2 separate regions of the Homo sapiens genome follow, and region 2 is linked to region 1. A link is a contact called in ENCODE Hi-C or POLR2A ChIA-PET data. All regions are on one chromosome and are shown on one strand. The core of a region is the stretch at or near the end of the contact, and the rest is flanking DNA. Distances in the headings are between cores, read along the strand shown.

Region 1 (6,689 bases), core at 1,187-3,686:
GATAGAAATCTTCTTAGATTCCATTTTTCTTGATGCTAGGTCATCCATTTAAAAACCTTTTTAGGGCCGGGCGCGGTGGCTCACGGCTGTAATCCCAGCACTTTAGGATGCCAAGGCGGGCAGATAACAAGGTCAGGAGTTCGAGACCAGCCTGGCCAACATAATGAAACCCCGTCTCTACTAAAAATACAAAAAATTAGCCAAGCGTGATGGTGGGCACCTGTAATCCCAGCTACTCAGGAGGCTGAGGCAGGAGAATTGCTTGAACCTGGGAGGTGGAGGTTGCAGTGAGCCGAGATCATGCTACTGCACTGCAGCCCGGGTGACAGTGTGGACTCCATCTCAAAAAACAAAAACAAAAACAAAAAAAGCTTTTTTGTATTAAATATTACAAAGCAAAATGAAATTCTCATAAAAATGTTAAGATACTAATACCTACTTCATTGGTTTGTTTTGAGAATAAAACCAGTAACAGATGTCAAAGCCTGGAATAGTGTCACATGTTAAGTACTCAGTAAATGTTAGCTAGTATCAGCCTAGGTACACAGTTTGAAAAGCACTGCTCTAGGAAAAGTGAAACTAGTGAACGTTTTAAAGCAGGGAAGAGAGAAGATCCTTTTTACATTTTGGAAAAATAACCACAGATACGCTCAGTTAATATTATATAAAATACCATCCATGATACCAAGTTGGCAAGTCTGGAGAATTAACAAGTAAGGTTGAGTCAAATTCACATAACTGCTAAAGAAAAGGAAGGCTGTTTATAAATTTAAAAATATACAATTCTAACCAAGAACTTTCTTCTTGTTTATCTGACTAAAAGTGGTCTAACAAAATGCAATCACTGCATCCATGTCTTTTTTTTTTTTTTTTTTTTTGAGACAAAGTCTCACTCTGTTGCCCAGGCTAGAGTGCAGTGGTGATTCTCAAATGATTCTCCTGCCTCAGCCTCCCGAGCAGCTGGGACTACAGGCGCACACCACCACGCCCAGCTTACTTTTGTATTTTTAGTAGAGACAGGGTTTCACCATGTTGACCAGGCTGGTCTCAAACTCCTGACCTCAAGTGATCTGCCCACCTCGGCCTCCCAAAGTACTGGGATTACAGGCGTGAGCCACTGCGCCTGGCCCATAAGTTATTTTTAAAGAAAATAAACAGAGGCTGCGTACAACAGCTCACACCTACCATCCAAGCACTCTGGGAAGTAGAGGCAGAGGCAAGAGGATTGCCTGAGAGCCCAGGAGTTTGAGACCAGCCTGGGCAACATAATGGGACCCTGTCTCTACAAAGAATTTTAAAAAAATTAGGTGTGGTGGCATACACCTGTAATCCCAGCTACTTGGAAGGCTGAGGCAGAAGGAAGGCTTAAACCCCGGGGGTGGAGGCTGCAGTGAGCCATGATCGTGCCACTGCATTCCAGCCTGGGAGACAGAGCAAAAGAGATCCTGTCTGTCTCTAAAAGAAAAAAACCAGAAAAACATTAAAAATCCTTTAATTGAAAAAATATTTTAAATAGATTAAAAAAAATATATATATATATATATACACACACACACACACACACTTTTTTAAGGGCCTGAGGCCAGAGGAAGTTAAAACACACACACACACACACACACACGCACGCACAAAAAATTAGTATAAAATTATGTATCGAAGTCTCAGAAGTTTATGCATTATAGAAGTCATGAGTATCAAAATTGTGGCTCAAGTTGGAAAGTTGCTGAGCCAGGAGTGTGGCAAAAGAGGTCATTAGGGCCACACCCAAATTAAAGGCAACTGTGACAAGTGCTGCTCCAGTATCACTACACTCTTAACTGTAAAAACAACAGACAAATCAGTTTTTCAGAATTTATTGTGCTCAACATCACCAATATAATTTTAATAGTTTTTTAATAAACTGAGACACTCGAATCTTAAAAAATTATATTACTTTAACTTTTTCCTCTATTACCATTTTCATGTATTATGGATGACTTTCAATTTAAAAACTATTTTTATGAACTGAATTTAGGGTTGTGGTGGAAGGAGGAGGGTAGGAGGCAATAGTGAGATAGTCACAAAAAAAGTTCTAGATCTCAAACTGACTCAGTCATTGGTATCTTTAAATGAGTGGATTCTGAGAAGTAGTATCAAAGAAGGCAAACATAGTATTTATACCGAGAGAAATACCACCTCTGCCTGTACCCACACCAAGGAACTCTAATGTAAAGTAAGATGCCTCTCACTTTTCTTGTTCCTCCAAGTGAGTCAGTCAGTTACAATGAAATTCCACAGGATCTCCAAAAAGATGCCAGCTCTGGTGAAGATATTATTTATGGTCACAAAAAAAGCTACTCAGTACCTTTAAGACCTAGTGCTCTGTTAACTGTGGTAGATTTGTAAGAGCAGGGGCTGAGAAAAGTCTGACTAGAACAATGGCTTAGGGTGAGGAGTAGGGAAGAGAGAAATTTCCATTCTAGCACTAGTCTCTCCTGAGTCACTCATGCTAGATGTGTGGGTGTTCTCAAGGACTGTGGACAAAGGGCCTTCCAAGGATTCAGAAAGCTGCCAAACAGCTACTGCATTCATTACAACACAGCCACTTATGAGCTAACCTCTTCTTTCTAAAATTATTAACTTTGACTACTAGTTTGCATATAACCATTACGTATGATTTACAGTGTTGGGCTTTTACAAAGTGACTTGGGCATTACTTCCATCCTGGAGTTTCAGCCAGGTATCATGGTTCTTTGTCAGATGCCACTAGCTCTCTGTGAAGGAAACAACAGGTACAGAATAGTTCCGTCTTTCCATATACTATCAGTAGTAAAGATGTATACTTTAGCTCAACTAAAAGACATAATGGAGTCTGCTTCATGTCTTTCCCAAATAATCAAGTCTGTATCTGTATTATCAATACCAAATATTATTAATGCCAGATAGAATATAGCCTATAAATGTATAATATTTTAAAATTATTGTAAAAAACACGGATCAGAGACCAAAAACCCCAAACTGACACATAACTCCCTGAAAGTCTTTCCCAGAAGTCAGGAGCGAGGGCCAGGTGCCGTGACTCATGCCTGTTATCCCAGCACTTTGGGAGGCCGAGATGGGTGGATCACTTGAGGTCAGGAGTTCAAGACCAGCCTGACCACCACGGTGAAACCCCATTTCTACTAAAAATACAAAATTAGCCGGGTATGGTGACACATGCCTGTAATCCCAGCTATTTGGGAGGCTGACACAGGAGAACTGCTTGAACCCAGGAGGCAGAAGTTCCAGTGAGCTGAGATATTGCACTCCAGCCTGGGCAACAAGAGCAAAATTCCATCTCAAAAAAAAAAAAAAAAAAAAAGTCACCAGACGGGAGTATAGTTAGATGTTCCCCCACTGATTTCTTCTGTACGTTATTCTTATCAATTAAGCAGGAGCTCCCCCTTGTAAACTCGTTAGCAAATTTTATTATCTTGGGAGTTTTGGTGGGCTAAGACTGAAGGTCCCTCTGGTGCTGACAGTGTTACTTGACTGAGGGTAAAATGTGGATGGTAGTGTGTTCCTTTTTGAGAATTTGAAAACTAAGAGGTCAATGTACTACCCACAATAAAAGATGAACTAGTAATTTGGAACACTCTAGACCAAAGAAACAAGGAAAGTGAAAGGAAAGAATGTAAGTTATTATAGAGGTTGCTTTAGGAAATGCTAAAGGAACTCAGAATAAGTTTAATCTTAGAAAAATAGGATGGGAACAATAGACTATAACACAAAAGCTATAAAGAATAATATAAGAAATGAAACTGTTGAGAAATAATATTAATGCAAATTTAGAACAGTAACTATTCCTCCTTTCCCCCACCCCCATATCTTAGGAAAAAAAGGCTTCCAGAAGAACAACAAAACCCCCATACGATCTTCAAGAGTTAACTATTGTATAAAACAATCCTACCGTCACTTCAACCACTTTTTCAAAATAATTTATTTGGTTTCAGTGGCAAAATTCTGTAACACTCAACAAATTAATCTTTTAATTCTAAATTCATTTATAAGCGATTTCCATTTTACAGAGTAAATAAGCTACTCTATTGAAGAAAGAGTAGGTAACTGTTATGAAAAGCCTTAAAATACACGCAAAATAACAGGAAGCAAAAAAATGTTCTAAGAAGTTTCATTTTCCTAATAGTTTACTGAGGTTCATTAGCAAACACACTATTAACATGCTGAATCTCTAACTTTAGGATACACATATCAGTCATTATTTCTATATTATCAGTTAACCAGCATATTAATAGACCCTAAAATGGAGCATTTCTAAGAAAGATAAAGCCAAATCTAAGCTAGAGATTTTTTTTTTCCCCCTTGAGACCGAGTCTCACTCTGCCAACCCAGACTGAAGCGCAGTGGCTCAATCTCAGCTCACCTGCATCCTTCGCCTCCCGGTTCAAGCGATTCTTTGGCCTCAGCCTCCCCAAGTAACTGGGATAGGGTTTCACCATGGCTGGTCTCGAACTCCTGACCTCAAGGGATCCGCCCTCTTCAGTCTCCCAAAGTGCTAGGATTACAGGCCTGAGCCACGGTGCCCAGCTTAGAGATTTAATCAGTAAAACAAAAAAGGGACAGAGTAACTCTGTGTTATGTGTCAGAATATATGAGTTTTAGAAATTAGATTGTAATTTGTGGAACTTTTATACTATCGTTAGCTCTATAATCTTGTAGGAAATCACACCTTCTCAAGTGTCTGTCTCTGTAACTATGTGATGAGACTATTATGATCTAAAGGTCTCTGGTCTCAGAAACTACCATTTTATGACTATACCTGTTAGAATTAAATCTCATAAAGGATTTGTTGCCTTAACCAAGGAGGCAGTGAATCACCTAAGACTTAATCCAAGTTGATCATATAACATCAATTCATCTATGGAAATATTTTCGATCATTAATAAAATGAATGCATTAAACAGTCAAGTGTCCTTGTGTTATTTTTAAATGTTACTCTAAGAATTGTTGGGGCAGACACAGTGGCTCACGCCTATAATGCCAGCACTTTGGGAGGCCGGGGTGGGCGGATCACGAGGTCAGGAGTTCGAGACCACCCTGGCCAACACGGTGAAACCCCGTCGCTACTAAAAATACAAAAATTAGCCAGGCGTGGTGGCAGGCACCTGTAATCCCAGCTACTCGGGAGGCTGAGGCAGGAGAATCGCTTGAAACTGAAAGGCAGAGGGTTGCAGTGAGACAAGATCACCTGCCTGGGCAAAAGAGCGAAACTCCGTCTCAAAAAAAAAAAAAAAAAAAGAAAAAGAAAAAAAAATTGTTAAGACTTAGAATCCAAGAATGATGAATCAACCCCATTCTGGTGCCCATGTTAAGTTCATTTTCAAAAAAATGAAGTATGGAATGAAGTAAAAATTTTCAGAGATAGAAGCAAACCTTTTTTTTTTTTTTATTGAGACAGAGTTTCACTCTTGTTGCCCAGGCTGGAGTGCAATGGTGCGATCTCGCCCAGGCTGGAGTGCAATGGCATGATCTCGGCTCACCGCAACCTCTGCCTCCCAGGTTCAAGCAATTCTCCTGCCTCAGCCTCCCGAGTAACTGGGACTACAGGCATGCACCACCATGCCGGGCTATTTTTTTTTTTTTTTTTTTTTTTTTTTTAGTAGAGACAAGGTTTCTCCATGTTGGTCAGGCTGGTCTCAAACTCCCGACTTCAGGTGGTCCGCCTGCCTTGGCCTCCCAATGTTGGGATTACAGGCATGAGCCACCGCACCCAGCCAGAAGCAAACCTTATAACCAATGCGACTGATCCTATATGCTGTGGGATTTAGCGGACACCACACAGAAGACATCAGTCAAACTCAAGTTGCAAAGCCTAATCAGATCCTTACATCCTTGTATCCACAAGGTTAAAACTTTTCATTTAATCCTATACCAAATTCCAAACCTCTACAACCACATTTTAACAATGAGGTATACTGGAGTAGTAAAGTGACCATGTGACCTGGCTGCCCAGGACCATTCCAGTTTAAGCCCACTGTCCTAGCAGACAGATCTCATTTTATTGTCTTTTGCTCTACTGCTCTTTTGCAGATACTGTGGTGTGTTTTTGTTGTTTTAACCAATTGAAGGTTTGTAGCAACACTGAATCAAGCATGTCTATCAGAGCCAATTTCCACCAGCGTGTGCTCAACTTCATGTCTCTGTGGCACATTTTGGTAATTCTCCCAATATTTCAAACTTTTTATGATTATTTTATCTGCTATGGCAATCTGTGATCGGTGGTCATTAACGTTACTACTGTAATTGTTTTGGGGTACCAGAATGCATGCCCACACAAGATGGTAAACTTAATCGATATATGCTGTGTCTGTTCTGACTGCTCCAACAATGGGGTGCTCCCAATCTCTTCTGTCTCCTCTGGCTTACCTATTCCCTGAGACACAAAAATATTAAAATTAGACCAATTAATAACCCTACAATGGCCTTTAATTAAGTGTTCAAGTGAAAAGATGAGTTACATGTCTCTTACTTACAAAAGCTAGAAATAATTAAACTTAGTGAGGAAGGCATGTCGAAAGCCAAGACAAGCTAAAGCTGGGCCTCTTGTACCAAACAGCAATGTCGTAAGTGCAAAGAAAGAGCTCTTGAAGGAAATTAAAAGTGCTACCCCAGTGAACACACAAATGATAAGAAAGCAAAACAGACTTATTGAT
Region 2 (6,689 bases), core at 3,122-5,621, 380 kb after region 1:
AGGTGTTGCCACGTGTGGTTCCATTAGGCAGGGACAGGTTTGGTTTGTTTCACAACTTTAAATTTCCAGTGTGATGGGAGGAAGGAGCGGGGAGAGAAGTGAGTCAAACATCCTACTTGCGATTGCAAATGTAGGCAGGAGATTTAAAACTAAAGGGCATACTCCCTGGCCTAAATAGAAAAAGATGTCAGGAAGCACTGTTACTTTTAAAATGAAGGAGAAGAGGCTTTTAGTGTCTCGGCAGATTACGAAGCTAACTAGACTGAGATGGATTATTCATGCATTTCTATCCTTAAGACCCCAAGGAAAACTCAAGGTATAGCTGTGGAGGCATCTGAATTGAGATTCGTTTGATCCCAGGGATTTTTTCTTATGCAGTTTAGCAATACATAGCTATTAAAATAAACAATGAAATGTTTTTGTACCAGAATCGAGATAGTCACATTCCTTTATAGGGAATGAATAGTCTTTAGAGTTGTAGCTTGACCGGTATTGGAAATAACAAGAAAACTTCCTTGATTGGAAATTTGTAGAGAATGCCTTTAATTAGCTGATACAGAATAAAGTCTTTATTTAGCAATTGGACATTTTGCTTTGACGAAGCTGCTGTTCTGGGGGTGATTGTGAGGATGATTTCTCCTAGAAACTTCTAATTTTTTTTTAAAGCTAAGTCTGTTGGACTTTGGCTTGAAAACATGTTCCATGCAGATGTAAAATAAGTACATCGAACCATGGCAGAACTTGGAATCCACAGGTAACAGAAGCGTACATTTGTCATCGCGCAGGCCGGAGGGTAAGGGCCAAGTGGAAGCTGTCTCTGGACCAGGGAGGGACTTGGCAGCTGAAGAAAGCTTTAGTTTGGTAGTGAAACTTGCGTTTTGTGAAACAGGTTTCAAGCACCCATGTCTATGTAGCCTGCATCTGGGCTGTCACTTGAATTCCTTTTTCTTTTTTTTTTTTTTTGGTCAAATTTTTCCCCTTCCTCCACCCTGTCACTGTCAAGAAACAATTGACTCCTCTATAGAACTTTCTTTTTTGACAGCTTGTCACCTTAACCCTCCTTCTCCTAGGTCCTTCCTGGAAATTCTGTCGGTGGTAGCTTTCTCAAACTGTCTTTTCGACCAGTTTTGCTACTCGGAAACTAAAGCAGAGAGCTGGACTGTGACCTGCCATTATTAGTAGTAACTGAACTTACCCAGCATAGCAATTTCAAGGCGGCATGGGGGCTTGGAGTTCAGATTTCTTTTATGTGGAGCTCTTCTGCCCACAAGACCCTCAATCCTTTAGTAAATACAGGGCACTCCCTACATTAACTTAGGGATTTTGCTTTTAGCTTTTCCTTGTAAATGAAAGAGAACTTCTGATTGGAAGGCAGCCTGCCCGCCAGATCTTCCTTTCTGGCCCATGGGCCTGCCTGCCGTGTTCCGTGCCTGGTGAGGATGGAATGTGGCCTGTGTGCCTTGTGTCACACCTGCATCCAGTTCTGCATATTTCAGAGCAAACATTGTACTTGTTTGGAACAACAGGTGCCAAATCACTGTATATGCCAAGTGTCCTTAGGTTCACCAGCTCCTGCTTACAGGACCGTGACACAGGGGAGAACCGTGTGCAGGTACCTCCAGAGTGGTTTTTTTTTCTGTCTGTCTTTTTATCTCTGTGACTTTTTCCCTGGCTCCCTGCACTCCACAGAAACCAAGCCCACATGTGGGCGGTGTGGGAAGGTGGTGCTGAGGCAACAGCCAGGCTGCTGACTCGTCTTTGTTTTTCTTCAGGGAAACGCCCCACATAGATGTGGGAAGATTTCAAGTTAGTGCCTCTCTATTCCCACATCTCTGTCCTCCCTGCCCGCCTCCTGCCAATTCTTTTTCTTTTCCCTTGATGGTGATTGGATAGCCTGAGAAATAACACAAATGCTGGCTGCCGCTGAAAGTCTTTTATTTCTTGGGGGGTAGCATTCTGCCCTGGGAGAGGCTGGTCTCCTCCCACCATCAGAGCAGGCGTGTTGGGGTTCTCTCAGTGGGAATGGGTTCTGCTTCTGAGTCTGTGACTCAGTCCCCAGTACCTTCTTGGGCCTCACGAATTAATGGAGCCCGCACACATGGAGGACTAGCAGGGGACCACAAAGCCCAGAGAGAAGGAAGGTCATCAGTGTTTGTTTGTTTATTTTGGGTTGGGGAAGGAATGCTATGATGATTAAGTGTCTGCTGTATCATTACTTAGTAAAATGTTCCTGGCTAATTCAACTTTGATTTGTTAGTTTAAACTATTTCCCACTCTACTGACTTCAGTTGAATTCTATAACTGTATATAAATGTCTTAGAAAATGGTGATTTCATTCTCTTTAGTGCTGTTGGATTCGGAGTTAGAATAAACTACATTATGGACCTCACATTTTAATTTTGATTGTTAGATTTCTATGAACTGTCTTAGAGCAATCTTTTTGACTGATTTAGAGAATTAAATTAGAAATTTCCCTAGGGTTTCTACATTCAATTTAGTAGATAGGTTACTTTCTGAAATGATATGTCGGAATTTGACTAAGTTGAATTTAAATAAATACTAAGATGGGTTAAAATGATAAAGACTCCCAGAGGCAACTGGGCCTGTGTCCACGACCGCTGCTACTGTCTCATGGAGCCACATCACCAGCTGGACTCATGACTTATGTGAAGTCAAACAGGAAGTTTGGAACAGCCTAGCTATTTGGTTCGAAATGTAGAGACCTTTAATTTCATGCCTCATGACCAAAAAACAACCTGCTCAGAACCGTTTGGGGTTCGCCCTTTTCTCTAAGTTCATCTACTTCACCAAACAATTTTTCCACAAGGTGCTTCTCTGGCTCTCTATCCGTCACTGTGGCAGTGTGGTTTTGAGAAAAGAGCCTTGAGGTTGGAGTCAGGAGACTTGGGTCCTGGCCTTGGCTTTGTCACCTGTTTAACTGTGTGTCTTTTGCCATCTATATCTTCAAAGCCTGAGGCTCAATCACAGCTTGACACTGTCTCTTGAGTTCAAAGATATTGAAAGCCAGAGACTACGTGCTTTGTGATATTCTCGTGAAAGGTGAATGTTTTTAGGGTAGGCAGTGAGGATAAGTGCATTTTGGGAATGTAAAACTTTTTTCGGTGACCAACTTTCTGAAGCATCTTCCACAGTTAAATCCACCTACATTACTTTTTTCTTTTCTTCCTTCTAGCAGATATTTTCTTGATATATTTACCAGGCAGTTGGAACTCACTTGAAGCTTTTGAGTTGGGCGTGATAATACACACATGACAGCAGGCGATACTGATGTGGGCCAGCAGGCACTCAGCTCTACGGGCTGGTGCTTCCAGAAGCCTGCTGTGGATCACCCTCTGATTCACAAAAGCAAAACACTTCCTCAAAGTTTTTATTTTCTCTGTCTCATTATTGACCAATTTGACTGTTTTCTAACATCCAGGAAATTCTATGCAAGGTGATCACTCTGTTGCTACCCTGTGGAAGAACTGGCTTAGGAAGTCATGTTGCAGGGAGTCAGCTTCCCGAACTATACATTCATTCATTGAGCGAATTGTTCGTTGCACTTCTCTATGTAAGCACTGCAGAGGAATAAGAAAATGACTGAAGCATAAAGCCTGACCTCAGAGGAGATTACACTGTGTATTCTGGTCCATATTGTAAGTGAGGGTAAAAACATGCTCTTAAGATTTCCAGGGAAGTGGACTTTCAGCTGAGGGAATCCCCAAAGTCTTTGCTGGAGCTGCAGAATATTTTTGCAAAAGATGTTTGATTGGGTCGTATTTCTTTTTCCTTATCTTTCCCCTCATAGAGTCGCTGTTGTGAATGTAAGTGGAAAAGGGGCAGCTGGAACAGCTTAGTCCGAGGAGGTGCTTTCACCTTCTAAGGCCTGTGTAGTACAGAAGCAACAGCTGCAGACTTGTCTTCTGCAGCCCTAAGTCACAGAGGAGTCTGAAGTCACAGACATTACCACATCTGTAAATGCACCATTGAAGGGATAAACCTGTATTTGTCAAATAAAAATTGTTAGGTACCTGCAGCTTCTGTAACAGAAAGATAGTCACTGGAGATAGCAATTGAAAACTAAAAGTGAATACACACAATAGAAAACCAGGTCATAGCCTGTGAGGTGGGTTTATCTCTACCCTGGCACTTACCTTGTATATCTCAGTGTATCTCAGGCAGTCTCTAAATACCATAATCTTTTCTGAAATGATTCAGGGGATATAAATAGTCAACTTAAGTATTCAGCAAATATTTACTGTTCAGTATGTGTAAAATACTGCTTGGCATTTTGGATTCTACCCAGATGACCTAGGAGTTCAAGTCAGCTTAAAAGAAAGATATAAACACAGGCCGGGCGCGGTGGCTCTTGCCGGTAATCCCAGCGCTTTGGGAGGCCGAGACGGGTGTATCACCTGAGATCAGGAGTTCGAGACCAGCCTGACCAACGTGGTGAAACTCCGTCTCTAGTAAATACAAAAAAAAAAAAAAATTATCTGAGTGTGGTGATGCGTGCCTGTAATCTCAGCTACTTGGGAGACTGAGGCAGGAAAATCGCTTGAACCCAGGAGTTGGAGGTTGCAGTGAGCCGAGATTGCACCATTGCATTCCAGCCTGGGCAACAAGAAAAAAAACTCTGTCTCAAAAAACAAAAAAACAAAAAATAATAAACACAAATAACTTGTGGATTTGGACAAGTTACCTAACCTCTAAGTCTTGGTTTCCTCATCTGTAAAATGGGTCCAAAATAGTACCAATTTCATAGGTGTTTTTGAGGGTCAAAGAATGGTATAAAAGTAGCACAAATACCACAGCAGCATGTAGTTTTATTTGGCTGGAGTTCAGGAAAGTGAGTCATTCGTCCAGGAAACGTGTATTTCTTATTGGCCAGGCACTGCCAAGATGCTCTTGGAATGGAAAGATGAGTAATCCATGACCCAAAACTCAGAACTCAGTGGGAGGATTGCACTCTAGTAAGCGTAGGGTTGCAGGTGACACGAAGGAAGGGAACCTCACTTGGAATAGGAAGATTCGTCACACTTCTCAAGTGACCCTCGGCGGGGGTGGTGGTGGGGGTTCCTAAAGGATAGTGGGAACCAGGCTGGCATGCAGAACCCAGAATGAGCTGTGACCTTTGATGTCTTCTGAGCCAGGAGTGGTGGGGACTGCAGAGGAAGGCCCTGGGGTGCCCTCGCAAGGAGCTTGTCTCCAATCCATGGGGTCTGTGGACCAAGGGTCTTGGGGTTGGAGGTTCGTTGAGGCTGTGTAATGTTGTGACCCCAAGGGTCTTGGGGTTGGAGGTTCTTTGAGGCTGTGTAATGTGTTTTCAAGTCAGTGATGAGACTTTTTAGTCAGAAGCGTATCCTGCATGCCACCAGAGTCAAATGCTGCCAGGAGACGTCAGTGCCAGGGTGTGCGCTTAGGTTTGGGGTTGAGGCCAGATAAAGGCCACATGAGGTCTTGGGGTGCTGGGTGATCAGACGTTTTGCAGTCATTTGAATAGAGTGGCATTTCTCAGACTCAGATCTGGGTATATTTTTAGGGGTGAAGCAACTTTTGCCTTTTAAAGAGGATGTGTGTAGTATTCACATTTGGGAAATACTGTTACAGGTGGGGTACAAAGTATGGCTGGAAAGGTGGATTGGAGTCACATAAATAGCTTGAATGCTAAGGAATGTTGTCTTTTTCACATAGACTGTGGTAAGCTACTGCAAATGTTTAGGAATACATTATTAAGATTCTGAAGTGACACTAATATTTGGCAATTGCCTAATATTAAGCAATCTGTCTCTTTTTCATTTCATTGCCTGATTTGTAGCCATTTTATTGTTTAGGGGGTCCTCTACTAGAGGTTGGAAGAAAATGTTTAATTTCTGTAACTTTATATTAGCTCTTTTTATTGTTTGTGTTTATTTGGTGGGGGCACTGTTATGTATTTATAAGTTTTATGAGGATTTGAAACTTGTTGAAATAAGATTTGGAGACAGTATGTAGATTTTGTATGCCCATCGTTTTTCTGTCTCTCATTACTAGTATTTAATTCAGTACCATTTAATAACAGATAATAATAAACACTGGAAGAAATTTTTTTTTTCAGACGAAGTCTTGCTCTGTCACTCAGGCTGGAGTGCAGTGGCATGATCTCAGCTCACTGCAACCTCCGCCTCCGGGGATCAAGCAATTCTCGTGCCTCAGCCTCCCGACTAACTGGGATTACAGGCATGCGCCACCTCACTCAGCTAAGTTTTTATATTTTTGTTAGAGACAGGGTTTCACCATGTTGGCCAGGCTGGTCTCAAATTCCTGGCCTCAAGTGATCCGCCCGCCTCGGCCTCCCAAAGTGCTGGGATTAACAGGCATGAGCCACCACATCCAGCTGGAATAAATTTTTAAAATGAACAACATCCCTGCCTTCAAGGGACCTAGGGAACTTACTAACTGCAGTGTTACAGGGACAGGAGTTAAACAGAGGTGAATGTTAAGGTTCTCACTCCGCCCTCCGTGTCCTTGATCCAGGTGATGACCTTGACCGAGGCAATGAGAGTATAGAGAAGTGGCCATTTCCCTAAAGAATCTCATAGTCTGGTGTATTAGTCCATTTTCATGCTGCTGATAAAGACATACCCGAGACTGGGTAATTTATAAATAAAAAGAGATTTAATGGACTCACAGTTCCATGTGGCTGGGGA

What was found. Hi-C counts contacts between places; a loop is a spot of excess contacts on that map. ChIA-PET counts read pairs that join two places held with the same protein, here RNA polymerase II (POLR2A). Pooled maps may share reads with other maps.
Region 2: a pooled map shows a loop between it and region 1 (5-fold over the local background). The contact joins two enhancer-like sites. A Hi-C loop is called at or near these places in 3 of 50 pooled maps. POLR2A ChIA-PET finds 5 or more read pairs at or near these places in 2 of 52 experiments (BJ and T-cell).

What each region holds. Positions count from the first base shown.
Region 1 is chr2:9,592,380-9,599,068 of GRCh38, forward strand. The region is part of intron 2 of YWHAQ (tyrosine 3-monooxygenase/tryptophan 5-monooxygenase activation protein theta); the gene reads right to left. Among named protein-coding and RNA genes, the nearest start is that of YWHAQ, 35 kb to the right of the region's middle. Within about 2 kb of position 2,437, at least 10 of the 41 ENCODE cell types and tissues checked have a DNase peak (open chromatin) inside an H3K27ac peak, as active enhancers do.
Region 2 is chr2:9,971,245-9,977,933 of GRCh38, forward strand. All of the region lies in intron 8 of GRHL1 (grainyhead like transcription factor 1), which reads left to right. Among named protein-coding and RNA genes, the nearest start is that of GRHL1, 23 kb to the left of the region's middle. Within about 2 kb of position 4,372, at least 7 of the 41 ENCODE cell types and tissues checked have a DNase peak (open chromatin) inside an H3K27ac peak, as active enhancers do.